2 separate regions of the Homo sapiens genome follow, and region 1 is linked to region 2. Evidence: chromatin loops called from intact Hi-C (ENCODE). Cell type or tissue: K562. All regions are shown on one strand. Each heading gives the region's core, and the rest is flanking DNA. Links, peaks and the distances in the headings are about the cores only.

Evidence for each region. Peaks named below come from ENCODE experiments on the same cell type or tissue, not always from the same donor. Only the 100,000 strongest peaks of a DNase experiment are listed, where the experiment ranks them.
Region 1: it touches region 2 in a loop (4-fold over the local background); 6 of 110 quality-filtered maps call a loop at or near these places.

Annotation. Positions count from the first base shown.
Region 1 is chr17:38,674,576-38,679,915 of GRCh38, forward strand. EPOP (elongin BC and polycomb repressive complex 2 associated protein) reads right to left here and starts at 382. Exons shown (of 1, transcript NM_001130677.2): 1 at 1-382. RefSeq lists an enhancer at 2,481-2,775. In K562, for the core only: CTCF peaks have their summits at 26 and 2,647; DNase peaks (open chromatin) are centred at 466 and 2,626; H3K4me3 peaks cover 713 bases.
Region 2 is chr17:38,862,194-38,867,816 of GRCh38, forward strand. It overlaps TRC-GCA2-2 (tRNA-Cys (anticodon GCA) 2-2), which reads left to right and starts at 5,452; the gene lies at 5,452-5,523. RefSeq lists enhancers at 1,707-1,786, 5,516-5,623 and a cis regulatory region at 5,244-5,623. In K562, for the core only: a CTCF peak has its summit at 2,877; a DNase peak (open chromatin) is centred at 2,868; H3K4me3 peaks cover 593 bases.

The DNA of each region.
Region 1 (5,340 bases), core at 7-5,006, 190 kb before region 2:
GAGGGGAACATCGCCCCCCGTCGACGGGGAGGTCTCTGCTCACGGGCGCCCCCGGCCCGCCACCCGGGGCCGCAGAGCTCGGGCTCCCTCTTCGCTCTCCTCACGCGGCCCTCCCGGCGGCCGGACTCCTGGGTCCCTGTGAGTCCCGGCGGGGTCGGCCGCCCTTCTGCCGCCGCGTCCCCTTCGCAACCCCGGCGGGAGACCCTCTCGAGTCGCCCGAAGCGCAGAGGCAGGGGAAACAAAGCGGCCGGCGGCCGCGGGAGGCGGGAAGGACCCCGGGCCCGGCACCCGGTGCCCGGGCCCAGGCGGCGGGGAGGGCGCCTTCCGCCCGCTCGGTTTCTTTCTTCCCCGCTGGCTCCCGGAGACCGCGTTATAGAGAACTGCCCCCTCGCTGCCCCAATACCAGCGCCGGGGCCGCGAGCCCGCCGCTGATTGGGCCGCACCGCCCGTGACGTTAGCCCGGACCCCACCCCTCCGGCGGCACCGCCCCCGTCCCCATTCCGCACACAGACACACACACGTGGACCCGGCGCGGCGGCGGCTGGGAGGGAGCGCGGGAGGGAGCGTGCGCGGGTGGGATCGCGAGCGGCCAGATGCGCCGCCGCACGTGGCCCGGTGGCGTCCTGGGATTTCGTCGTCGCAAAGCCACTCGTTTTTTCCCGAGCAGTCACGGTTTTGCATCTGTAAAATGGGACGGTTCATATCTGCCCTCTTGGGACTAAAAGAGCTATGTGAATCAACGTAGATGAATCTCAGAAATAATGTTTAGGGGAAAGATGAAATGAGGCAATGGTTGTTTACAAGCTTTGCACAGCAGGGATTCTAGCGGGCCGTGAATGGCCCCTAAAACAGTGCGTGGCACACAGTAGGCTCAAAAATGCTGTAATGTATAAGTAGTTAATAATTCAGTACTTGTATGCAAGATGAACAAAAAAAATAAATTTGGAAGGGTGGGAGTGTTATTACATCCATGGAAGCCGATAAATAGGCTGTCTCGGTATCTATTTCCATTTCTCTGATGCAGTATCTAAATACTCCGCCTCAACTAAATTCCGAGGGCTGACTCTGCAACCCCTGACCCCCAATCCCAGGATGCCCCCCTCTGAGGTTTGATCTGCCAAACCGGTTGAAGAGGCCAGAGGAGGGCACGCGCAGACCCTCACTCTCATCTGCCCCAAGGAAAATAAAGAAAAAGTGAATTCCCAGTACAAATTCTGATAATGCAGCACACACCCCCACCCTGTTCTATCCCCTTAACCTTCTTTAGTTTCTGCATAGCTTATTGTTACATAAAAGTCTGTAAATGGATTTATTCTTTAGTGTCTGTCTCTCCCATTAGTCTGGAAATGAGTTGACGAGAACTTTGTCTTGATCATTGGTGCATCCCCCACTGCCTAGAACAGTGGCCAAGATATAATAGGTGCTCAATCAATATGTGTGAATGAATGAATGAGCAAGTGAGCGAGTGAATGAATCCTTGGGATATTTCTCTCTTGATAAAAATCAGGTTATTGGAATACTGCCGTTTCCTATCTGTGGAAATACAGAGATTGGTATGATGACTTGGGGTAAAGGTGTGGAAGAATGCTGGGGGCGGCCCCACAGATAAATATCTTATTCTGGAGCCAGGACAAGAGAGGGTTTCAGAACGGGGACAAATGATGCAGCTTGCCTCCGGGCCCTTCTAGCAGTGACAACAGAGGTGTAGTTTCCCTATGTGTCATCAAATAACATCTGGGAGGACAGGGGTAAGGAGGATCTGCCTCCCCCACCTGCAAAGTCCAGAGGTAAAGTCCCTAGGTGGGGCGAGGGTTTGAGGAAGGAGGAGGTGTGATGTTCCATTGCCCAAAACACTCACCCTCTAACATCTGCAGAAGAGCTCTCCAGGGCAGTTGTCACAAGGGGGGATCCTGGGGTCCTGCCAAGTCATGAAGCTGAGCTGGGTCTAGACTCCAGGGCTCATAATTGCTCAAAAAGCCCACCTCTACACACACACACACACACACACACACACACACACACACACACACACGGAAAGTTCTGGAAGGATGATCTTCATGGCTGTCTCTTCTGCAGGACAGTGCTGAGGACTCATCCTCAACAACAGTGCCTACTTGCACTCCTGTGCCTACCACAGTGTAGACACAAGGAGAGAATGCCCAAGAAAATGATCAGTATGAATAAATGAGTGAATATTACATAACAGTGCAGATCAATGGCCTCTTCTTTCTCTGCCTCCAAAAGCTCCCAGCTCCCCCTTCCCCATGTGAGTTTGGGGGCTTTATTGAGGGGTCATTACGATTGTGAGTGCTTCTCTCTGCCTCCACTATCCCTACTTCCCCTTGCTCTCATCAGGCACCCCAGAATATGGACTCAGGGATGGAATCACTACAAACAGTAGGAGAATAGTGTGAGTGCCTCTCCAGCTGAAAGGAGATCATCAAACCACCCTTTATGGCCTGGATGGGGGCGGGGGTGGCGCTGTGCAACCCTGGGCAGGTCACCTAGACACTCTAAGTCTCAATGTCCTTATCAGTGAAAAGGGGACAACAGTGGCTTCCTCACATTGTTGGGAGGGTTGAAACATGATGTGAGCAGTCACCAGAACTCACGTGGGCAGGCCCAGCTGCTGCAATTACCATTTCCTCCGGTAGAGGACACTCGACCCCATCCTCAGCCTGCTATGAGGGCGGCAACACCCTTCTCAGGAACCTCTCCTCCTCATAGGAGAAAAAGAGGGACAAGGCTGGATGCCGGGTCCCATCTAACACTTCCAGAGTGAAGGCTAGAAAGGGCCCCTCTGGATCCAGAAGCCAGCCCTTCCCTTTCCTTGGCCCATCTAGGTCTCACCTGGGGCAGTAAGGACTGTGTTCAAGGATTTGGGAGCAGGAGACCTGCCCGGTTGCCCCTTTTGGGGAACTGCACCCCAGGCGTCCAACCCCATAGTAACTTCTGTAGTACTTACTGCCCAGTCTCTGTTCTAAGAACTGGATGTCACTTAATCCCCATAACAGCCTATGAAATAGACCTTTTTTTTTTGAGACAGGGTCTCACTCGGTCGCCCAAACTGGAGTGCAGTGGCGCGATCTCAGCTCACTGCAACCTCTGCCTCCCGGGTTCAAGCCATTCTCCTGTCTCAGCCTCCTGAGTAGTTGGGACTACAGGCGCGCACCACCACGCCCAGCTAGTTTTTGTATTTTTAGTAGAGACGAGGTTTCACCATGTTGGCCAGGATGGTCTCGAGCTCTTGACCTTGTGATCCGCCCGCCTTGGCCTCCCAAAGTGGTGGGATTACAGGCATGAGCCACTGCGCCTGGCCGACACTATTTTTAAAAGTGAACATACCACACATAACCCATTTTAAGTGTCCAATTCAATGATTTTTAGTAAATTTACAGTTATGCAACCATCATCATAGTCCAGTTTTGGGGGTTTTTTTGAGACAGTTTCACTTTGTCTTCCAGGCTGGAGTGCAGTGGCACAATCTCAGCTCACTGCAGGCTTCACCCCCCGGGTTCAAGCAATTGTCCTGCCTCAACCTCCCAAGTAGCTGAGACTATAGGTTCCCACCACCACGCCCAGCTAAATTTTTTTTTTTTTTTGAGAGTCTCACTCTGTTGCCCAGGCTGGAGTGCTCAATCTCAGCTCATTGCAACCTCCGCCTCTCAGATTCAAGCAATTCTTGTGCCTCAGCCTCCCAAGTAGCTGGGATTACAGGCAGATGCTACCACGCCCGGCTAATTTTTGTATTTTTAGTAGAGACAGGGTTTCACCCTGTTGGCCAGGCTGGTCTCGAACTCCTGACCTCAGGTGATCCGCCCACCTCGGCCTCCCAAAGTGCTGGAATTATGGGCGTGAGCCACCGTGCCCGGCCCCATAATCCAGTTTTAGAACATTGCTTATAAGACTCCTCCTCCCCACTTGTAGCTCTCCCTTCCCATCCCCAGCCCTGGGTGACTAATCTTTCTGTCTCTATAGAGTTCCCTTTTTTGGATATTTTATATAAATGGAATCATGCAATATGTGGTCTTTTGCATCTGGCTTCACAAAAGCATAATGTTTTTGAGGTTTACCTGTGTTGTAGCGTGTATTGGTAATCTGTTCCTTTTTTTTTTCTTTTGAGATAGAGTTTTGCTCTTGTTGCCCAAGCTGGAGTACAATGGCACAATCTCAGCTTACTGCAACCTCCGCCTCCTGGGCTCAAGCGATACGCCTGCCTCAGCCTCCCGAGTACCTGGGATTACAGGCACCCGCCACCACGCCTGGCAAATTTTGTATTTTTAGTAGAGACGGGGTTTCTCCGTGTTGGTCAGGCTGGTCTTGAACTCCCGACCTCAGGTGATCCGCCTGCCTCAGCCTCCCAAAGTGCTGGGATTACAGGGATGAGCCACTGCGCCCGGCCTGTTCCTTTTTATTGCTGAGTAGTAGTCTGTTGTAGGGATATGCCACATTTTGTTTATCCAATCACATTTGGGTGTTTTTCACTTTTTGGCTATTATCTATAATGCTGTTATGAACATTTGCTATACACGTCTTTTGTGAATATATGTTTTTATTTCTCCTAAGTAGACATTTAAGGGTGGAATTGCTGGGTCATATGCTACATTTATGTTTAACCTTTTTTTTCTTTTTCTTTTTTTTTTGAGACAGGGTCTCACAGTCTCATTCAGGCTGGAGTGCAGTGGCACAGTCAGGGCTCACTGCAGCCTTGACCTCCTGGGCTCACGAGATCCTCTGCCTCAGCCTCCAGTGTGGCTGGGACCACAAGCCTGAGCCACCATGCCCAGCGAATTTCTTTTTAAATTTTTTTTGTAAGACAGGGTCTCGCTATATTCCCCAGGCTGGTCTCAAACTCCTCGGCTCAAGGGATTCTCCTGCCTCAGCCTCACAAAGGGCTGGGATTACAGGCATGAGCTACCATGCCCAGCTGTGTTTAATTCTTTTAAAAACTGCCAAGGTCGGGCATGGTAGCTCACACCTGTATTCCCAGCACTTTGGGAGGCCAAGGCAGGCTGATGGCTTGAGGCCAGGAGTTTGAGACCAGCCTGGGCAACATGGTGAAACTCCATCTCTACAAAATACAAAAATTAGCCGGGAGTGGTGGCATGTGCCTGTAGTCTCAGCTACTCAGAAGGCTGAGGGTGAGGAATTACTTGAGTCCAGCAGGTCAAGGCTGCAGTGAGCCACATTCATGCCATTCTGTGCCTGGGCGGCAGAGTGAGACCCTGTCTCAAAACAAAACAAAACTAAACTAAAAACTGCAAGGCTGTTTTCCAAACGGGCTATTCCATTTTACATTCCTATTAATATCCATGATATAGGCTGGGCACGGTGGCTCAC
Region 2 (5,623 bases), core at 308-5,307:
CCACCACACCGGGCTAATTTTTATATTTTTAGTAGTGACGTGGGTTTCACCATGTTGGTCAGGCTGGTCTCGAACTCCTGACCTCAGGATCTGCCCACCTCCGCCTCCCAAAGTGTTGGGATTACAGCCGTGAGCCACCGCGTCCGGCTGCATTTGGGAATGCTTCAAGTCAATTTTTTAGCCTCTGTGCCTGCAACGTGAGCTGCAGTGAATCCTCAGCCCCGTGCTTTGCACACAAGAGGAAGTACTTCCCTTGTCCTTCCCAAGACCATCTCTGCTTCCGGGCCAGGTGTGTCTCCGTTGTCTCCATTTTCTCCAGCATCTTCAATCACTTCCTCTTCCCCTGGCTCCTTCAAACATCAACAGGTTTCCATTAGGAAAGTATTCTTCTTTTTTTTTTTTTTTTGAGACGGAGTTTCCCACTTGTTGCCCAGGCTGGAATGCAATGGCGTGATCTCGGCTCACCACAACCTCCGCCTCCCGGGTTCACGCGATTCTCCTGCCTCAGCCTCCCGAGTAGCTGGGATTACAGGCATGCGCCACCACCCCGGCTAATTTTGTATTTTTAGTAGAGACGAGGGTTCTCCCTGTTGGTCAGGCTGGTCTCGAACTCCCGACCTCAGGTGATCCGCGCGCGTCGGCCTCCCAAAGTGCTGGGATTACAGGCGTGAGCCACCTGGCCCGGCCAGAAAAGTCTTTTACCTGTGATTGCCTGTTCATTTTCTTCCTTCTCACTACCAATTTTTTACTTTTTTTTTGGTCTCGCTCTGTGGTCCAGGTTGGAGTGCACTGACACCATCTCGGCTCACTGCAACCTCCGCCTGTTGGGTTCAAGGGATTCTAGTGCCTCAGCCTCCTGAGTAGCTGGGATTACAGGTGCGCACCACCAGGCCCAGCTAATTTTTGTATTTTTTGTAGAGACGGGGTTTCACCATGTTGGCCAGGCTAGCCTTGAACTCCTAAATTCAAGTGATCCGCCCGCCTCTGCCTCCCAAAGTTCTGGGAGTAGAGGCGTGAGCCATCACACCCGGCCAAGATTGTGCATTTTTTGAGGGTAGGGATCATGTTGCATTATTTCTTGCATTTTCCAAAGTAGTCGGCGCAGTGCCTGGTTCATGGTAATCCCTGGTCGTAATCACCAAACTACAGCCTAGTTAAACTCACCGATGGGATTCCACCAAACCTGCACCCAAGCAGCTGAATGTTGCTGAAGAAAAAAGGTGCACAAGTTTGTGCCAATCAATGTAAAACATGCTTTCTGTCTAGCATTGCTTCACTATTGCCCAAATATGTTTACTTTTTCATGCTCCAAAATGACTATTTCACACAGTCTCTCCTTTCTTAAACCTTCCACACCTTCTTTCTCCTCTTGCTGTCAGATGAAGAGCTTGCCTCTTCCTTTTTTTTTTTTTTTTTTTTTTTTGAGAGGGTGTCTCCTCTGTCAGCCAGGCAGGAGTGCAGTGGTGCGGTCTCGGCTCACTGCAAGCTCTGCCCCCCAGGCTCATGCCATTCTCATGCCTCAGCTTCCTGAGTAGCTGGGACTACAGGCACCCGCCACCACGCCTGGCTAATTTTTTTGTATTTTTAGTAGAGACGGGGTTTCACCGTGTTCACCATGATGGTCTCGATCTCCTGACCTCGTGATCCGCCCACCTTGGCCTCCCAAAGTGCTGGGGTTACAGGCGTGAGCCCCCGCGCCAGGCTTCGAAACGCATACTCTTAAATATCAGTTAAGCACCTTAAATGAAACATGTTCATCCCAATACTGGAACATGATGTCTGTGAGGACATGGGGCTGTACTTTGTTACTTTCTTTTAAGAGTTTTAAAAATAAACTCATTTTTTTTCCCCTAAACTCGCCCCTTTCTCAGTGGGATTTTTCTCTTTTCTTTCTGTTTTTTTTCCCTCCAAGACTAAGTTTTGCTCCTCTTGCCCAGGCTGGAGTGCAGTGGTGTGATCTTGGCTCACTGCAACCTCTGCCTCCTGGGTTCAAGCAATTCTCCTGCCTCAGCCTCCGGAATAGCTGGGATTACAGGCACCCACAACCATGGCTGGCTAATTTTTTGTGTTTTTGGTAGAGACGTGGTTTCACCATGTTGGCCAGGCTGGTCTCGAACTCCTGACCCCAGGTGATCCACCCACCTTGGCCTCCCAAAGTGCTTGGATTACAGGCATGACCCATCGCGCCTGGCGTTTTTGTTTTTTTTTTTTTTTTTTTTTTTTTTAGATGGAGTCTCATTCTGTCACCCAGGGTGGAGTGCAGGGGTGCGATCTTGGCTCACTGCAACCTCCCACCCCTGGGTTCTATTGATTCTCCTGCTTCAGCCTCCCGAGTAGCTGGAATTACAGGTGTGTGCCACCACACCTGGGTAATTTTTGTGTTTTTTGTAGAGTGGGGTTTTGCCATGTTGAGAAGGCTGGTCTCGAACTCCTGACCTCAGGTGATCTGCCCACCTGGGCCTCCCAAAGTGCTGGAATTACAGGCGTGAGCCATTGTGCCTGGCCACCTGCATTCTTCTCTAGCTCGGCTGTTCTACTTGTTCCTACTTGTAATAGACTAAATAATGACGCTCCAAACATGTCTACATCCCAGTCTCCTTGTGAATCTATTTGTGACTATGTTACCTCTCATGATAAAAGCAACTTTACAGATATGATTAAATTAAATATCTTGAGATGTGAGGTTATCCTGGATTATCCAGGTGAGCTCAGTGTAATCCCACAGGTCCTTACAAGAGGGAGGCAGGAGGATCAGAGTCACAGAGAGAGGAGATGGTAACATGGAAGCATGGAAACCAAGGCTAGACGGAGACAGGATGATATGCTGCTGGCTTTGACAACTGGGGAAGAGGCAATGAGGCAGCAATGTAGCGGCCTCTATAGGCTGGGAAAGTCAAGGAAACGGATTCTCCCCTAAAGCCTACAGAAGGAATGCAGTCATACTAACATTTTAATTCTAGCCCTGTGGATTTTTTTTTTTTTTTTTTTTTAAGATGGAGTCTTACTCTGTCACCCAGGCTGGAGTGCAGTGGCACCATCTCGGCTCACTGCAACCTCCGCCTCCTAGGTTCAAGCGATTCTTCTGCCTCAATTTCCTGAGTAGCTGGGACTGCAGGCGTGAGCCACCATGCCTGGCTAATTTTTCTATTTTTGGTAGAGAAGGGATGTCACCATATTGGCCAGGCTGGTCTCGAACTCCTGACCTCGTGATCTGCCTGCCTTGGCCTCCCAAAGTGTTGGGATTACAGGCATGAGCCACCGAGCCCAGCCAGCCCAGTGAAATTGATTTTGGGATTCTGACCTCCAGAACTGTGAAGATAATAAATTTCTGTTGTTTTATGCAAATAGACTGTAATTTGTTATATCAGCAATATAAAACTAATAAAACACTGTAGTCTAAGACATCACCACCATCTCTGACCCGTATTATTACAATAGATTCCCAACTGGCTTCTCTCTCTCTCTTTTTTTCTTGAGACAGAGTCTTGCTCCGTCACCCTGGCTCACTGCAGCCTTGACCTCTTGGGCACAAGCAATCCTCCTGCCTCAGCCTCCCAAGTAGCTGGGACTACAGGTACACACCACCATACCTGGCTAATTTTTAAATTTTTTTTGTAGAGATGGGAATCTCACCATGTCGCCCAAACTGGTTTCAAACTCCTGGGCTCAAGTGATCCTCTTGCCCTGGCCTCCAAAAGTGCTGGGATTATGGGCATGAGACACCATGCCTGGCAGACCCTCTTAGATTTTCAACTATACAATACAGTATTGTTAATTGAAGGCAAAATGTTGTACAGCCGATTTCTAGAGTTTTTTCATCTTGCAGAACTGACATTTTAGACCTATTGATCAGCAACTCCCTCCAGCCCCTGGCAACAATCGTTCTACTCTCTGCTTCTGGGAGTCTGACTATGTTAGAAACCTCATATAAGTGGAATCATGCAGTATTTGGTCTTCTGTAACTGGCCTGCTTCACTTAGCATAATATCCTCAAGGTTCATCCACGTTATTGCATATTGCAGGATTTCTTTCTTACTTAGTTTTTTTTTTTTTTCTTTTTTGCAACGGAGTTTCGCTCTTGTTGAGAGCGAAACTTGTTGCCCAGGCTGGAGTGCAATGGCGTGTTCGTATTCTTTTTGGAGAGACCAAGGAAAAACTTTATCCAGTTTTGCAGGAGGTTGTTCTCTGACTTGCTAGCGGGGAGAGATGAGTGGGATTGTGGATAAAGAATTGAGCCTAGGCCGAGTGTGGTGGCTCACGCCTGTAATCCCAGCACTTTGGAAGGCCAAGGTGGGCAGATCACCTGAGATCGGGAGTTCAAGGCCAGCCTGTCCAACATGGAGAAACCCCGTCTCTACTAAAAATACAAAATTAGCCAGACGTGGTGGTGCATGCCTGTAATCCCAGCTACTCGGGAGGCTGAGGCAGGAGAATTGCTTGAACCTGGGGGGCACAGGTTGCGGTGAGCCGAGATCGCACTATTGCAATCCCGACTGATCAAGGAGAGCGAAATTCCGTCTCTGGGCAACATAGGGAGACGGCCTCCTTCACCCACCACCTGCCCCCATCTCCACAAAATGGAAAACAAACAAACAAACAAACAAAAATTGAACCAAGCAGGGGTGCGGTGGCTCATGCCTGTAATCCCAGCACTTCGGGAGGCCAAGGCGGGCAGATCATGAAGTCAGAAGTTCGAGACCAGCCTAGCCAACATGGTGGAACACTCATCTCTACTAAAAATACAAAAATTAGCTGGGCGCGGTGGCGGGCGCCTGTAATCCCAGCTACTCGGGAGGCTGAGGCAGGAGAATCGCTTGAATCCGGGAGGCCGAGATTGCGCCACTGCACTCACTCCAGCCTGGGTTACAGAGGAAGACTCCGTCTGGAGAAAAAAAAAAAAAAAGAACTGAACCTAGACAAAGCAGATTGGCACCTAAATTCACACGCTTTTCAAACTGCCACCACGTCTTGGCCTAGCCTTTTTTTTTTTTTTAGATGGAGTCTCGCTGTGTCGCCCAGGCTGGAGTACAGTGGCATGATCTCGGCTCACTGCAACCCCCGCCTCCTGGGTTCTGGGTTGCAGCAATTCTCCTGTCTTAGCCTCCTGAGTAGCTGGGACTACAGGCTCCCGCCACCGCTACCGGCTAATTTTTTGTATTTTTAGTAGAGACGGAGGTGGGGGGGGGGGGGGTGGGTTTCACCATCTTGGTCAGTCTGGTCTCGAACTCCTGACCTCGTGATCCGCCCGACGCGGCCTCCCAAAGTGCTGGGGATTACAGGCGTGAGCCACTGTGCCCGGCCTATCTTGGCCTAGTCTTTTAATTTCTCCTTCCTCATTGGTAATTTCAGTATAATCTAGCAAAGAGACACTAATTTTGAACGAATGGTGAAAGTATGAAAATTTTGGGATCAATCGATGTAAAAACAATTTACCAGAGAGCCACCGCCAGAGGGGGTATAGCTCAGTGGTAGAGCATTTGACTGCAGATCAAGAGGTCCCCGGTTCAAATCCGGGTGCCCCCTCGGGTTTCTTTAAGTTTTTTTCACAGCCATCCAGGAATAACCTGAGTCAGCGAGTTCTGAATGCAAAACTCACGGGAGGTGTCGTTTGTATCTTCCACCT